Regions from separate parts of the Mus musculus genome. Here region 2 is linked to region 1. Evidence: chromatin contacts called from ENCODE Hi-C or POLR2A ChIA-PET data. All regions are on one chromosome and are shown on one strand. The core of a region is the stretch at or near the end of the contact, and the rest is flanking DNA. Distances in the headings are between cores, read along the strand shown. Region 1 holds the start of Csgalnact1 (chondroitin sulfate N-acetylgalactosaminyltransferase 1). Region 2 holds the start of Ints10 (integrator complex subunit 10).

Region 1 (7,213 bases), core at 1,648-4,147:
ATTAGCACACCAAAGCCAGGTGTGAGCTTTAGGCTCACATGCTTACACTTGGGCTGAGGAAGGAGGATTGTCACAAGTTTGAGGCCACTCTGGGCTATGTAGTGAGGTTCAAGCCAGTCTGGACACAGACAGACAGACAGACAGACAGACAGACACACTCTCTCTCTCTCTTTCTCTCTCTCTCTCTCACACACACACAGGTCTAATACGCACACCTGCCTTTTATAAACACAAAAGCTTTCTACTTTAAGTCACACTGCTGTTGTCCATTCACTTCTTTCGAAACCTGTTTATGTGTCTCCTTACTGTTCCCACATTGGCAGTATGACAATAACATATCTTTAGTATGTCCTTGAAAATTCAAACAGCATAATTTAATTTCTAAATCATGCTTATGAAATATATTTTAACTCTATAACATTTCAGGTACAAGCTAAAATCCAAGTAGTAAATTTTTCCTTTTTGGTAGTAAATCTTAGAAACTGGTTTTAGCGAGGCTAGGTTTATGTCTATAATCCTAGTTCCCAGGAGGCCACACAAAATGTCTTCTCTTTTTGTTCCTTTTTAATTTTTTCATCCAACGCTGACCTTTACATTCATTACAGTGAATGTCTGTAATCATAGCACTCAGGAGCCCAAGGCAGGAGGATCATAGGTTGAAAGTGGTTCTTGGCTACCATGAGTTTGACATCATCCTGGACTCATGAGACTGAGTCTCTAAATAATAAAACAGAAACTACATCTAGGCTTAGTGTTCTGCCCAGCCTTTCTGGTCCTTGGCTCTAGGGCATGCATGGAAATCCATCTTTCTGCTAGTTTCACTGTTCAGTTTTGTCGGGGGCTGCCTCTCCTGATGATGGAGATAAAATGTCCACATGACAGAACTCTGTAAGAGAACTTCCTGAGCAGATAATCCACTGTAAATTTCTCTCTTGTTCACCCAGGAAAAGGTATCTTCTCTTAATGATGCTGTTACTTAGTTTAATTGCGTTATCACTTTCTCAATTCAATTATTTTTCATATACTATTGAAGCTATTAAAAACAGAAGGACACCGGTCCCGGAAAACTGGCTTTCAATTGGCATGCAGTGACACACTGGCATATGCGTTGGTATCTCCTGCAATACCCCAGAGCCAATATCCAAGTGGGAGACGTTCGAAAGTGGTGACCTGATGCACCTCCACATGCTAAACACCCATAAAGGAACCACAGTCGACCCTTAAGTGGTCCCCTTCTTTATTCTATTTAGAGTAATAGAGATTATTGTATCTATAAATGTGGGAAGCCACATGTGCCGTTGCAGAGTGGCGCTGGCTACTGCTGGCCACCATGCATAAGTTTGGACAAACAACCAATGTGTACATATGCAGTAAAGTTTTTTGCCAAGATACTGCCTGGCCCGGGCATGATAATGAGGTTTTGAGAGTATAGCCAATCAGATGTGAGACATGCAAATGAGGTATGATAATGAGACTCTGTGAGGTACTAAGAGAGAGTAACCAATCAGATGAGGAACATGCAAATGAGGTATAGTGCATAACCAATCTGGGTGTGAGACACGCCTCTCCTAGGCCTATATAAGCAGCACAAGTTCTGGGCTTGGGGTCTCTTTGCTTCTGCAATCAAGCTCTCCCAATAAACGTGTGCAGAAGGATCCTGTTGCAGCGTCATTCTTGCTGGTTGAGTCGGGCGCACGCAAGATATAAAGTATGTTCTCTATCTTTCACATAGCCTGCAGGGCATGTCTGTGCTGGGGCCATGGCATACTCAGAATTTCTAGCCCATTTTTCCAAACTAAAACCTATGTATAACTTTATTACATGATTCTGGAGACACCATTGAGTAAAGAGATGAGAGCTACTTCAGTAGGTGAAAGCAATCAGAACTAGAAGAACCTATCAGTAGATGAAGACAGGAATGCTTTAGTGGCAGTTAGGACAAAAGCTCTGAAGAAGTTGCCCGACTACCTACTAAGTGTGAAATCAAAAAACCCTGACTTCCACCTAGTGACGTCCATCTGCAAATGGAAATTGCCATATGATTGCCTTTTGAGGATGCTAGGAGCTAATCTGTGAGAAATAACTGATGTCCACATATGTACGTGCATATCTATGCAGTGTTAACTCTTTGTTATCTTCCTATCATGCAGTACTTTGATGCAGCTAGAAAAATTACACTGTATGTTTTGTGATTTGGCAAACACGGATTCTTCTATTTTTCCACGAATCTCAGCTGAGTTGATGTAGGGATGTGGCCGCTAGAGGTCCTTACAGACATCGCTTAGCCACAGTTGGGGCTGAAGGGTTAAAGGGGTTTCTGATCTTTTGTAAATAAAAGCTTCTTACTGAAGGCCTTATTACTACAACTCAGGGCACCCAAAACAGTGACTATCTTATTAATTCTCTCAAGTAGAGTGTAAGAAGTTTTGGAGGCAAGCCATTAGGACAGTCCTAGCAGCGCAAATGCCTCGGGGATGAGTTGGGGAGTGGGGACGAACTTGTAGGATAGATGCCCCCTCTCTGTTGGGGCGCAACTTCCAACAGTGCCCTAGTCTCTATCGCCAACTTCTCTGATGTTGGTGATCAATCACACTTGAAGTCTCTACGGTACAGGAGACCCTGCTCTCCACTCATGCTCCCTGCAGTGACAGTCTCTCAACCAGGGCACCCTGCTCTGCTCGGACCTGGAGCGGGGACGCACTGCAGACTGGCCCTGGAGGAATTAGATGACTGCAGCCATACACGACCCCAGCCCTGAGGCCCACGCTACCCCCACCTCTCAGCTCTCGGCTCCTCGGGCTCCCACTCGGAGGCCGGCGCTGTGCTTGGCCGCTGTTCAGCCCGCGCTCCCCGCTTTCCCCCTCCCCCTACTGCTCCGGGTCCCTGGAGGCTCAGCGGCTGTTGGAACTGGAGGTGGAGCCGAGCCCAGGGCCGCCTCGCAGGAGGGAAAGTTCAGCGGCAGCAGGGGAGCAGCGTAGCCGAGGGATCCGGCTCCGCTGTCTGCAGTGTTGCCTGGGGTAAGTCGGGGTCCCTACCCTGAGGGCTGGACGGGTGTGGCCCGCTATGTGCGGGCGTGTCGCTGCCGTTTTCCAGTCCGCGCCACTGCCCCCGACCTCGACCTCAGGGTGGCTCTCTGTCAGCCGGGAGGACGCCTGCACCGCTGGCTTCCAGAGACCACTGCTGTCCTAGGGCTGAGGACTCCGGAATCACTGCCCTCTGTAGCCCTTGCGAGGCGCGTGGAGGGATCGGTGTCTCTAGGTGGACGCGCGAGGGTCCCGTGCCGCACCCCACGGCCAGCTCAGCTTCTTCAGCGGTAATTGAGCCCCCAGCTGTTGGCTTACTCTCCAGAAACCCCACTTCAAAGTAGCCTTGGCATATGTGCGGGTGCCTCTAGTTTGCTGTTTTTGGATTGTATTTGCTGTGATGAAGAGGGTGGCCCGTGGGCAGCACGCTCCCCTGCATTGTGCCGCCGCGATGGTGACTCTCTGGATCCCAAGGGTCTTCACATCTGCATGTGACTGCATGCAGTTGTATGTGCCAGGGGCGGGGAGAAGCTCTTCCAGGGAATGGTCTAGGGGTGCAGTGGGGCATTCCGAGGGCTGGAGGAAAAGGAAAGCTGTGCTGGGCGAAGGCAAAGTTGTTTGTTTCCGCCACACTTCCTGCACCTGTACCCCTGTCGTCAGTGATTCTGAAGTTATGGAGGAAAAGACGTTAACACTATTGTACATATCCTCAGTGGACGCTAAAAATGAAGTAGTAATGAATGATCGGATGGCTGTATTTTGCAAAATCCATTTTTTATTCAGATTGCAACGACTTGGCACAGTTTTGACTTAAATGTCATTAAAGACAACTAACTACGATTCTATATTTATAAAGAATTTAAATATCTAGTAAACCCTAGCAATTCCACGGGGTTTATTGGATTGTGTTGACACTTTTTGTTCAAGAGAGCTCCAATTATTATGGTCCTTGAGCATTAATAAACTATGGGTTCTGCTGCGTGGAGAGAAGTCTAACAAACTTGGAAACAGAAGTGTAAGGCAGAGAGTAACTGGTTCTCTAGGCATAAAAGGTCACCTGAACACACAGAAGAGGGATTGCTGTAACAGAGGGATTATGTGTTGAGCTTCCAGAAAATATGAGATGGGCAATTCCCATTGTAGGAACCTAATACATATATGATCACTCCTCTGCATTGAATCAACTACCTAATGGATGTGTCCAATGTGCTTCACTAGGGTGAGCTCAGGAAGTGAGCTTCGTAGGGTGAAGAACAGCTATTAAAACAGCCTAAGACAAAATCATGAACGTACTTAAAGCACTGAGGTTTTCTTGTGTGATTAGTGTCTGAATAATTAGCACGGTGTAATTGTCAAGCTTGAACTTTGCAGATTGGGACACACCTGCTGTCACTCCAAATTACGAGATATTACTTTAATTTCTCTCCATCTTCTTGTCTCAGATCTCCTATATCTAGTTGCAAGCCATATTAGCGAGCTTCAAAGAAAAAAAATATCCATTGTTTAGATTCACCCATTTACATCATTGTGAGATTGTGTTTGCTGTTTCGGAGAACTGGCATCCAAGAGGTTCATCCTACTTTTTAGCTGCATGACCCAGGGCCAGTCACATATTAAATGGTTTCAAGATTCTTCATTTGATAACAATACTTGACAGAGTGAAATAACATTCTTTTCTAAGCACCCAGAGATACAGTAGACCCCTCCCAAATGCTATCCTTTGCCTCTCTTAAATACTTTTAGATATGCTTTGACACTTAAAGCATTAACAATAATAATTCCTTCTTTTATGTGATCTTTTGCTTGTTGATTCATGCTCCATCTATGCATCCATCCATGAGGTCATTACCACTGAAGACCATCGGATTTCCTGTATAATATTCCCTGCTTGGATGTTGGCTCTCTCGAGAATGGTAGTAGGCAGTGCTTCATGGGTTTCTTTGGGTTGAGAATCCATCATCAGGATTAGGGATGATGAAGTGGACTTCCCAGTCTCCCTGTTTCCCAGCTCTGTGCTAAATAAGATGATGCCACACCCAAAGAAGAAACAGTAAGCTGTGAGTGGCTGTTGCCTTTCTTGCTTACCCTGTGCCATTCAATGGCAAGCAGCAAGGACTTCCTACACCTTTACTGATTTGAAGCTTACAGTGCAATGAAGTTATTCTTCAGCTCACATCCTTCTTCGTGTACTCCTGATGAAGGGACCTTGGGACTGTAAATTATAGCCCTACCATATATTAAGGCTAACAGAGGTACTAAAGAGGCTGAGCTCAGGTAGACTTTATTACCTATTGATTTGGGCCTCATGATAAAGTGGTCTTATAAAACTTGTAATAGCTGAGGTCTCAGAGTAGTGGCTCTGCCACTAGGGGCCTCCTTGGTACACTGGATTACCCTGGGCTGTCATATGTTCCCATCCTTCTGTCCTTTCAGTAGCAAAGAACTTGAACGTTCTTCATCAGAGAAGGACGTGCATATAAAAAGGACTATAAAAGGCCTGGAGATCAGTGAAAGCCCCCTCTTTGATGGAATCAATGTGGTTTAAAACATAACTTTAGAGACTTAAAAATTTGGCTTTTTTAAAAACTTTTTATATTATAATATTCAAATATGGAGGTTTTTTTAAATTTAGGAAATAAATATACAATTCAGATGTAGAATTTAATGTTCTCTCTCTCTCTCTCTCTCTCTCTCTCTCTCTTTCTGTGTGTGTGTGTGTTTGTCCATCTGTTTTTGGTGGATTTTTTTCACTTAATCTTTCAATGTATTTTAAATAGCTTTTTCTTCTAAACGGATACTTGTAGGACTAAAATAATATGAATTGCCTTTTTTATATAGCGAGTTGGAGCTCCTCCCTTCCCTACCCTCTCCCCTTCTTCTTCTCTGCCTCTTTTTCTTCTTGGAGCTACATTAAAATTTGCCTTTAAGATGTCTTGTTACATTCTACAATGTAGCACTCAGGGTATCTTCTGTGTGAGAAGTTTGGTTGAAGTTAGAGCCTCAAGTATGAAGCCCAGGCTGGCTGCAACCTTGCAGTGGTCCCTGAGCTACCACTCCCAGCTACGGGTTTTGAAACACTCTTGTATATTCTGATTTTAATGAAGTTAGTTGGGCTTTAGAATATTTGTTGGACAACTTAAAGGTGTCTTTATTTCCTAGATATATCTTGTTATTTGGTAAAAGAAGCACTGACAGTATATGTAAATGGGCATTATTGTCCCCAATATCGTCATACTGTTTGCAAATAAATAAGAGAAAAATTTCAGGTTTTCAGTGAGACTTAATTTAGTCTGAGAAACTAAGCACTTCTACTCTGCACTGAAACATCGGCTAAGGTAACAGAAGTTAGCACCTTGAGACCCCAGTTCTCACAAAGGGCTTTCTCTTCTTATTTAGCAGAGCCTTTCTGAATTCAGAAACGTTACAAACATCAAGTTCAGATGTCCTCATGTTGTGATTTGAAGGCAAGGTGATATGATTGTTGTTTTTTAATGAAGGTATAGATCACGCTGTGGCTAAGGAACAAAATAAAAGGACTAACTTTAACTGTGAAGGGGCCATAGATGGTTGTTTATTATCATCTCCCCCTGATTAAGCGGAATTCTTTGGATTGCTTTTAGGGTTCTGGCATATCAAAGAGTTGTGCAGATCCTGTTTGTACAAAGGAATGCTGTTCTAGAACCAGAAGAGGTTTTAACCTCCAGCTAGGGAAGGGCTTGGCACCTCTCAGCCTGTCCTTCCCCTTCCCAAGACCGAAGCTGAGCCTCAGCCAAAATGATAGACACGCGGCTTGCTGCAGAACACAGTGATTTAGTTTTGGCCAAGAACCCCAAGCTGACAAAGATTATGGATGCTTGCCCAAGGTGCAGGAAATGAATGGCTCTTTATACCTGCGAGTCATTTTTAGAGACCTGCATCTGGGAGATGCCACCTGTAAGGAAATGACAACTGTGAACCTGTCACTTAGGCACAGGCGGCACAGCGATTTCTGTTGTTTCGAGGCAATGCAAAAACCAAACATTTGGTTATCCTGGGGTTGCATCTGCTCCTTTGCTTTATTTCCACACACCAAGAACATTTGGGTTGATGAAGAGGAAAGCAGAAAGCACAGTAGGTAGGTGGGAGCTGTCTGTTTATACGGATTGATTTTTGTATTCCCAAGGCACAGCTTAGTTCAGCAATCTTCACTG
Region 2 (7,213 bases), core at 1,888-4,387, 59 kb before region 1:
ATCAGAAATATGTAAAATATGTTCAAAATACACTCAACCTTCTGATCTCATTGACAGATGACTATCACACAGGCACAAAGTGTTCTAAGTAAATGATAAAAGGACCAGTTAATATCACTGTGGACTTTCATTGCCTAGAATAAAAAGTAAAGTGGGTTTCACTATGACAGGTGTGACTGAGATGCCTGTGGCAGACGCACTATTCCAGAAGTGGCCATTTATAATTAGACCGGAACTGTACTCACTCCGTAAGAACTGGGTCTGCTTATCTTGTGAGTCGTTCCTCAATGCTGACGTGATGATGCTGATTTCTCTCCATACCACCGGCTGGTCCGGGAAATTCACAAACCTGTTTTTAAAATGAATGCATTAAAGTAAGATGTGAAACTCAAACAAGGAAGAACAATAGCATTTAGAGAAACCCATTTTTCTTTAGGTGAATGATTACATATGTCTGAACAAAGGATAGAAATACACAAAAATAATCTATCAGTTTGAAAAATTTGAGAGTACTCATAAAAATCTTTAGACATTGTTGTGAATGAGGGGCTGGAGATGTAGCTCAGTTAGACTGATTGCTTATCATGCACAAAGCCCTGGGTTCCAATCCTGTATTCTACAGCACAGGTGTGGCGGTGAATGCCAGTAGTCACAGTGTTTGAGACATAAAGGCATGAGATCAGAGGTTCAAGGTCATCCTCAGATACTTTTTTTTTGGGGGGGGGGGAGCGGCTCTTTTCTTTCTTTCTTTCTTTCTTTCTTTCTTTCTTTCTTTCTTTCTTTCTTTCTTTCTTTCTTTCTTTCTTTCTTTCTTTCTTTTCTCGAGACAGGGTTTCTCTGTGTAGCCCTGGCTATCCTGGAACTCACTCTGTAGACCAGGCTGGCCTCGAACTCAGAAATCCACCTCCCTCTGCCTCCCAAGTGCTGGGATTAAAGGTGTGCGCCACCACTTCCTGGCCTCAGATACTTTAATAAATCTGAACCCACAGCAATCTAGAGGACACAAAAGACGTGGTCTCAGAAAGAGAAAACAAAAGCAAGCCAAGAGCCTTCATGCATTCACCCGTTTACACTGTGACCAGTCAGCTCCAGCTCCTGTTGCTATGCCTTCCCCACCAGGATGGACTGTATCCTTAAAACCTGAGTCAGGACACACCCTTCCTTTCTGAGCTGCTTTCTATCAGTCACAGCAACAGAAAAAAATAACACTCTATTAAAAACAACAAGAAAAACAAGAACAAAACTCACAAAGGTAAACCACAGGCCAGAAATAACCAAAGAGAACAGTCGCAGCGACACTCGTATGAGGGGCACCAGCAGTATAGTAGCCGGGCGGTGGTGGCGCACGCCTTTAATCCCAGCACTCGGGAGGCAGAGGCAGGCGGATTTCTGAGTTCGAGGCCAGCCTGGTCTACAGAGTGAGTTCCAGGACAGCCAGGGCTATACAGAGAAACCCTGTCTCGGGGGAAAAAAAGAAACAATGATATAGTAAGATATCATTTTCCCCATGATACAGGTGGGGTGTGGCGGCATAGCCTCTGTCCCAGCTAAGAAAAGAGGAACAAGTGGGTCTGAGTTCAACACTACCCTGCCCAATAAAGTGAGGTTCCTCTGTCTCATGAGGAAGAAAAGGAAAAACAGGGGTGGTGGTGGTGGAGGAGATGAACATATACAGGTTGGCAAAAATGTGGAAAACTGCCAATTCATATATATACACATATAAATATATATGTATATATATATATATATATATATATATATATATATATATATACATACATATATATAATTTGTGGAAACAGATATTTAGGCTATCCTTTTTAAAGAGTAATTTGATAGATGATGAATTGTACATATCCCTTAGCTACAAAACATCAAAATATGGGTGCAGAATTACTCACTGACATTCCAAACATAAATAAATTGGAAATTAACCATGCACCCAGAAAATGATACATGGCCATTAAGAACATCAGTTGTCTCTATAGACTAGACCCAGAGGGTCCACAACAGCGGGTTATGAAAGTACACTTCAGGGTAGAATGGCCTCGCTTTTATCAGCTACCCAGTGTATGTATGTATACATATGGAGACACACAAAACTTAGCTCTGGGTTAGAAGGGATTTCACATTTCATTCTATCAATTGCTGTCTGAATGTTTGTAATGAGCCTATGATAAATCACTGGCTACAAATTTGGGGATTAAAATACAAGAATTAAAAAGTCGTCTCTGTAGAACGCCTGTTGGCAATTAAGGCCTGAATTCTGGGTACCAGGGAAGAGGATGATCTTGCAGAGCCCCGACTGCTACTATCAATTGTTCATATCTGAAGAGGACCCCTTCAGATATCAACAATAGCTCCCAGAACGATCCCAGTTAACTCACATGTCATACAGCAACCTCCCTGCGGTGGCAGTCCTCTCGGCATTCCGTTCGATGGTGTACATTTCATACTGAAACAAGGCAGACAGGGTCAACGGCTTCCACGGTGGTAGCTGGTCCAGCTCCAGCCCACCTGCAGCACTGCTCAGAGGTGGGCCTTCACCCAGAACACCCACGAAGGGAAATGAGAGCCTGGTGGCCCAGAATTCACCCCATCTGCAGGGCTTCTAGGATCAAGTGGAGTAGAAACGTCCCCAAAGAAGCAGCAACTGAACAGATGGCTGCTACCATGATCAATGAATGAATGCCCTGGGCCCTAGTGGCAAAGATGCACTGTACAGGATCAACCAGACCCGGATTTACTGTATGGTTTCCGCCTTTGCAGGTGCTGGGGAAAAGGTTGGTCAACTGTCCTGTGGAGCAGGGTAGGAGCAACGTGGGGAGGGGGACAGCGGCCGCGCAAAGCGCCCAGGGCCACTGGGCTCGGCCAAACGCTCTCTTCCGCGCGTGCGGACGCGCCGGGTCTGACTCACCTGGATGTTGAAGTCGGCCGGGTAGAGGCTGCGGGCCGTGATCAGCCATGCCTTGGCTGCCCACAGGTCCTGGGGCACTAGTTCCCGGGCTCGCTGCACCAGAAACTCACAGTCGCCCTGGGCCGACATGGTCCCGGGTTTTTGCCCTTCCAGTAGGCGACACTAGGGCGCCGCCAACCCCCAGGTGGCCACTGCGCATGCCCAGAGACCAGCCAACCACAGGCCGCAGAGGTTCTGTAGAGTCCTATGGAAACTACGGAGACCTGGATTTTCATTACTCGGATTGCCATCCGTCGATGGTAGCGCGCCGCTGACCGCCTGGGAGTAAGCGTCAGAGTCGGCAACCCTGTGCTCCAGGTTCTTGCGTTCTCCTTTGATTCCAGCCCGGGTTTGAAGGTCCGCGACACGCTCAGACACGGAGCGGCGGTCCTTCGGTGTAAATAAACCTGGTGCCCAGGGTTAAGGTGTAGTTTCGAAGTGTCGCGGAGGGCTGGGCCTGGACTGTGCAAGACGACCCCACCCTCGCATGCGGAAAGACCCTGGATCGCCTGTTGCTTTTGAGCTTTGCCAACATCTTTGCCCCTGCCCCAGGCATTATTTCGCCTGAATCTTATTCTTTTTCTCCTATACGGAAAAATTAGCATTTAGAAGATGCTCGGCTGGATGTCCGAACCACCTGCTCTGCAAGAGTTAAAAAAAAAAACAAAAACAAAAACAAAAAAAAACAAAAAAACAAAAAAAAAACAAAAAAACTTTGATCATTTGAACAATGGAAAATAGCTGCAGTATAAATCGGTACCGAAATCCTGGCTTTGGTTTTGCATTTGAACAACCACAATAACAAAACAGTCCCCCTGTTCTGTTGACAAGGCAATATTCATTTATTGAATTGGAAGTGTCCGGAAAGTGAATTGCTAGCTTTGGTTTTCCGTCTAAGTGCATGTATATATATATATTTCTTATAGGTGTTTGTATATAGTTCCTATCAACTGTAGCCATCATTTGCCACTTAAAACCAGGACATCGAAGAATTCAGAGCTGGTTTTCTTTTCTTTTTTCCTTTGAGACATTCGGTCATGGCCCAAGCTGACCTTAAACTTGGCAAGTATACGAGGATGATCTTAAACTCCTGATTCCTGACTTCCATCTCCAAAGTGCTGGAATTAAGGACATGTGCCTGTTCTGATTAATTTTTTTTTCTTTAACAAAGAAATTAGGAATTTACTTATTTAAGTAAAAAATACAGATATTAAAAATAAATATGAATATAAACATTACAATAGTGAATTGCAGTTCTTGGATGAAGCTTTGTTTATGTCAAAGATTATTTGTGAAGAGAAGGGACATAGGCTACGAAACAAAACTATTTGGGGCAATAAACATCTACATCATCTCTGATATCTGACCTAACTGTCTTCTTCCAGATAAGCTTTTTAGGAGGGATCTTTAAGCCTGGAAGACTTGAAGCTCCAGTAACCTTCAAGTTAAGAATGAAATAATACCTGGTCTTTATGGAAGAGGTTTCCCAACCTTTCTCTAGCCCAGCTACCCGATGTCTATGCTGGCAAATGCATTGATCTGTTGCTCTCTTTTGTTCTGTGATCCTAGAAGCTCAGGTGGCTTCCCTACCGTGAACATATCATCCAAGGCAAGGTGAGACCTGGCCAAACCATCTCATTCATATTAAGCTTTGAATGAACTTTCTTTTAAGTTCCTTTATTGTTTTATATCGATCTTATTTATAGAAATGTAAAAATACAGGCTTGCTAATGAATAATTTATAAACAAGTAGTAAAAATTTGTGGTGAATTAGTGTGCTGATTCAAAAAGTGCAGAGACAGAGGGGTGTCGTTTTAGGTAAAACACCAAAAAATGTCAAACTCAAGTTTGGTTATCCTGAATTTTTAAAGGAAGTCTGAAAATTTAGCTGGCCATAGTGGCTCAAACCTTTTATACCAGTACTTGGAACAGAGGCAGGTGGACCTCTGTCACTTCAAGGCCACCCTGGTTTATTTAGGCAGTGTCAGGCTAACCAAGGCAAAGAACAGAAAGAGAAACCAAAGAGGCTGGAAAGATGGCTCAGCCACCCTGGTTTATGTAGGCAGTGTCAGACTAAACAAGGCAAAGAACAAAAAAGAGAAACCAAAGGGGCTGGAAAGATGGCTCAACAGTTAAGAGCACTGACTGCTCTTCTGAAGGTCCTGAGTTCAAATCCCAGCAACCACATGGTGGCTCACAACCATCCGTAATGAGATCTGTGCCCTCTCCTGGTGTGTCTAAAGACAACTATAGTATACTTACATAGAATAATAAATAAATCTGAGAGAGAGAGAGACCAAAGAGGGAATAGGAGTTCTGAAAATTCACAGGTGGTTTGAATGAGAATGGTCCCCACAGGCTCATTGGTTTGAATCCTTGGTCACCAGGGAATGGAACTATTTGAAAAAAATTAGGGGGTGTGGTCCTCTTGAAGGAGGTGTGTCATTGGCTGGAGTCTCACTCTTCCTGCTGCCTGCAGATCAGGATGTAGAACTTTCAGCTACTTCTTGAGCAGCTTATCTACATGCTGCCATACTCCTTGCCATGATGGCAGTGGACTAAACCTCTGAAACTGTAAGCCAGCCCTAATTAAAATGTTTCCTTTATAAGAGTTGGCCTTGGCATTGGTGTCTCTTCACAGCAATAGAACACTAAGACAGAAGTTGGTGCCAGGAGTTGGGTATTGCTGTGACAGGCTTGACCATACTGCGTGTTGGTGGAATGTTCGAACTTTGGACTAGAAAAGCAGTTGAACACTTTGACTGGGTTTTAATGGGACATACTACAAGGAGCACCAAAGGCAGTAGTGCTGAAAGATGCCCGTTATGACAGGTGAGCTCAAGGGGCTTCAGAGAAGAATGTTAGTAAGTAGACTAAAGATAGTTGTTGGTGAAGAATGTAGCTGCTTTCTGCCCTTGTCTGAAAAAATAAATCTATCTGAGGCTAAGTTGGAGAGTTTTAGATTAATGGTGTTGGGAGAGGAGATTTCAAGACAGCTTAGTATTGACTCTGTTGTGTTATTAGAAGTCACTCTTATACAGATCTATAATGAAAAAGAGAAAGCTGCGAAAGAAATAATATAAAATGTACAGTTTGAGGAGGAAACGAGCACCAAAAAGTGTAATGGAGCTAAGTTTAGTGCCCAAGGAGATTAAGAAGTTTAAAGAAAGGCCTAATGCTAAATGAAATAAAGGGAATGGTGACTTCCAGGCAAGACTCTACCCAGCTGAGCTTCCAATTGTGGGAAATTAAATTTAAAATTAAAGAAAAGCTTAAGCAGCTAAGTAAACATCAAAACCAGAAAACTGGTGAAAATGTATGTATCTGAAGAAGGAGGTCAAGTTCTACCCCTAGCAAGATCGAGACCTTGTCAGCTTTGACAACAAAGTTTTGGCTTTAGAGTTGAAAGAAAGATGAAATTTCAAGACCTGTAAGTCATACAAAGTACTCAGAAATTGCTGGTTGTTTGTGAGCCTAGAGGCTGCCTGGGGCTGAGAATAAAGAAAAACAAACCCGGGAATACTCCACAGTTAAAACATTCCTGGGAACATCTTGACCATAAAGATAAGAGGAATGTGAGGACATAACAGGGCTATCTAAACTGAGTCAACAACTCACAGAACTCTGACACCCTGCACGTACATGTAATTTTTCTGCTGATGTTTGAATAAGTCAATAGTGTGTTGCTATGCTGAATTCCACACCCCTAAGCCCCTTACCCCATAAAAAACCCTAGCTTCTGAGCCTCGTGGCTAACATCCATTATCTCCTGTGTGGGATGCATGTCGGTCCGGAGCTCCGTCATTAAACTACCCCGTGTAATTACATCAAGGCCTTTTCGTGATTCTTTGGGTGCACACCGAATTGGGAATTGAGTGGGGGTTTCCCCACTAGGTTCTATCAGAGTCAAGTATGAAAGAAAGGTGTTTGTGAAATATCCTCCTGTGGAAAGGAAAGCCACTGAGGCCAGGCACATGTCAGGAGTGTCCCTACATGGAGGCCCAGAGAGACCATCATAAGAAGCTGTGTAACTGAAGTCTAGATTTCATTGGAAAGAAGATGTTGGAGATGCCAGAGTAATGGGATACCTGTCAAGGAGGACTGATAACAGCATGTGGAAACAGGCCAAGAGAGAGAAGTATATGGCTGTCAATGAAGCTGGAAGGAGTTGGAGATCTGAAGACCACTTTGCCATCAGACGTGGAGATGCAGAATTTTTTTGCCCTGATGTTTTTCTGTCTTGCTTTGGTCCAGTAT

What was found. Hi-C counts contacts between places; a loop is a spot of excess contacts on that map. ChIA-PET counts read pairs that join two places held with the same protein, here RNA polymerase II (POLR2A).
Region 2: a map of T-helper 17 cell shows a loop between it and region 1 (2.4-fold over the local background). The contact joins the promoter of Ints10 here to the promoter of Csgalnact1 in region 1. A Hi-C loop is called at or near these places in 1 of 37 maps with a recorded cell type or tissue (T-helper 17 cell). POLR2A ChIA-PET finds 5 or more read pairs at or near these places in 1 of 5 experiments (embryonic stem cell).

Annotation. Positions count from the first base shown.
Region 1 is chr8:68,730,830-68,738,042 of GRCm38, reverse strand. It overlaps Csgalnact1 (chondroitin sulfate N-acetylgalactosaminyltransferase 1), which reads left to right and starts at 2,897. Exons shown (of 10, transcript NM_172753.5): 1 at 2,897-3,017.
Region 2 is chr8:68,789,853-68,797,065 of GRCm38, reverse strand. It overlaps Ints10 (integrator complex subunit 10), which reads right to left and starts at 3,137. Exons shown (of 17, transcript NM_027590.4): 1 at 2,918-3,137; 2 at 2,388-2,455; 3 at 246-349. The coding sequence starts at 3,046.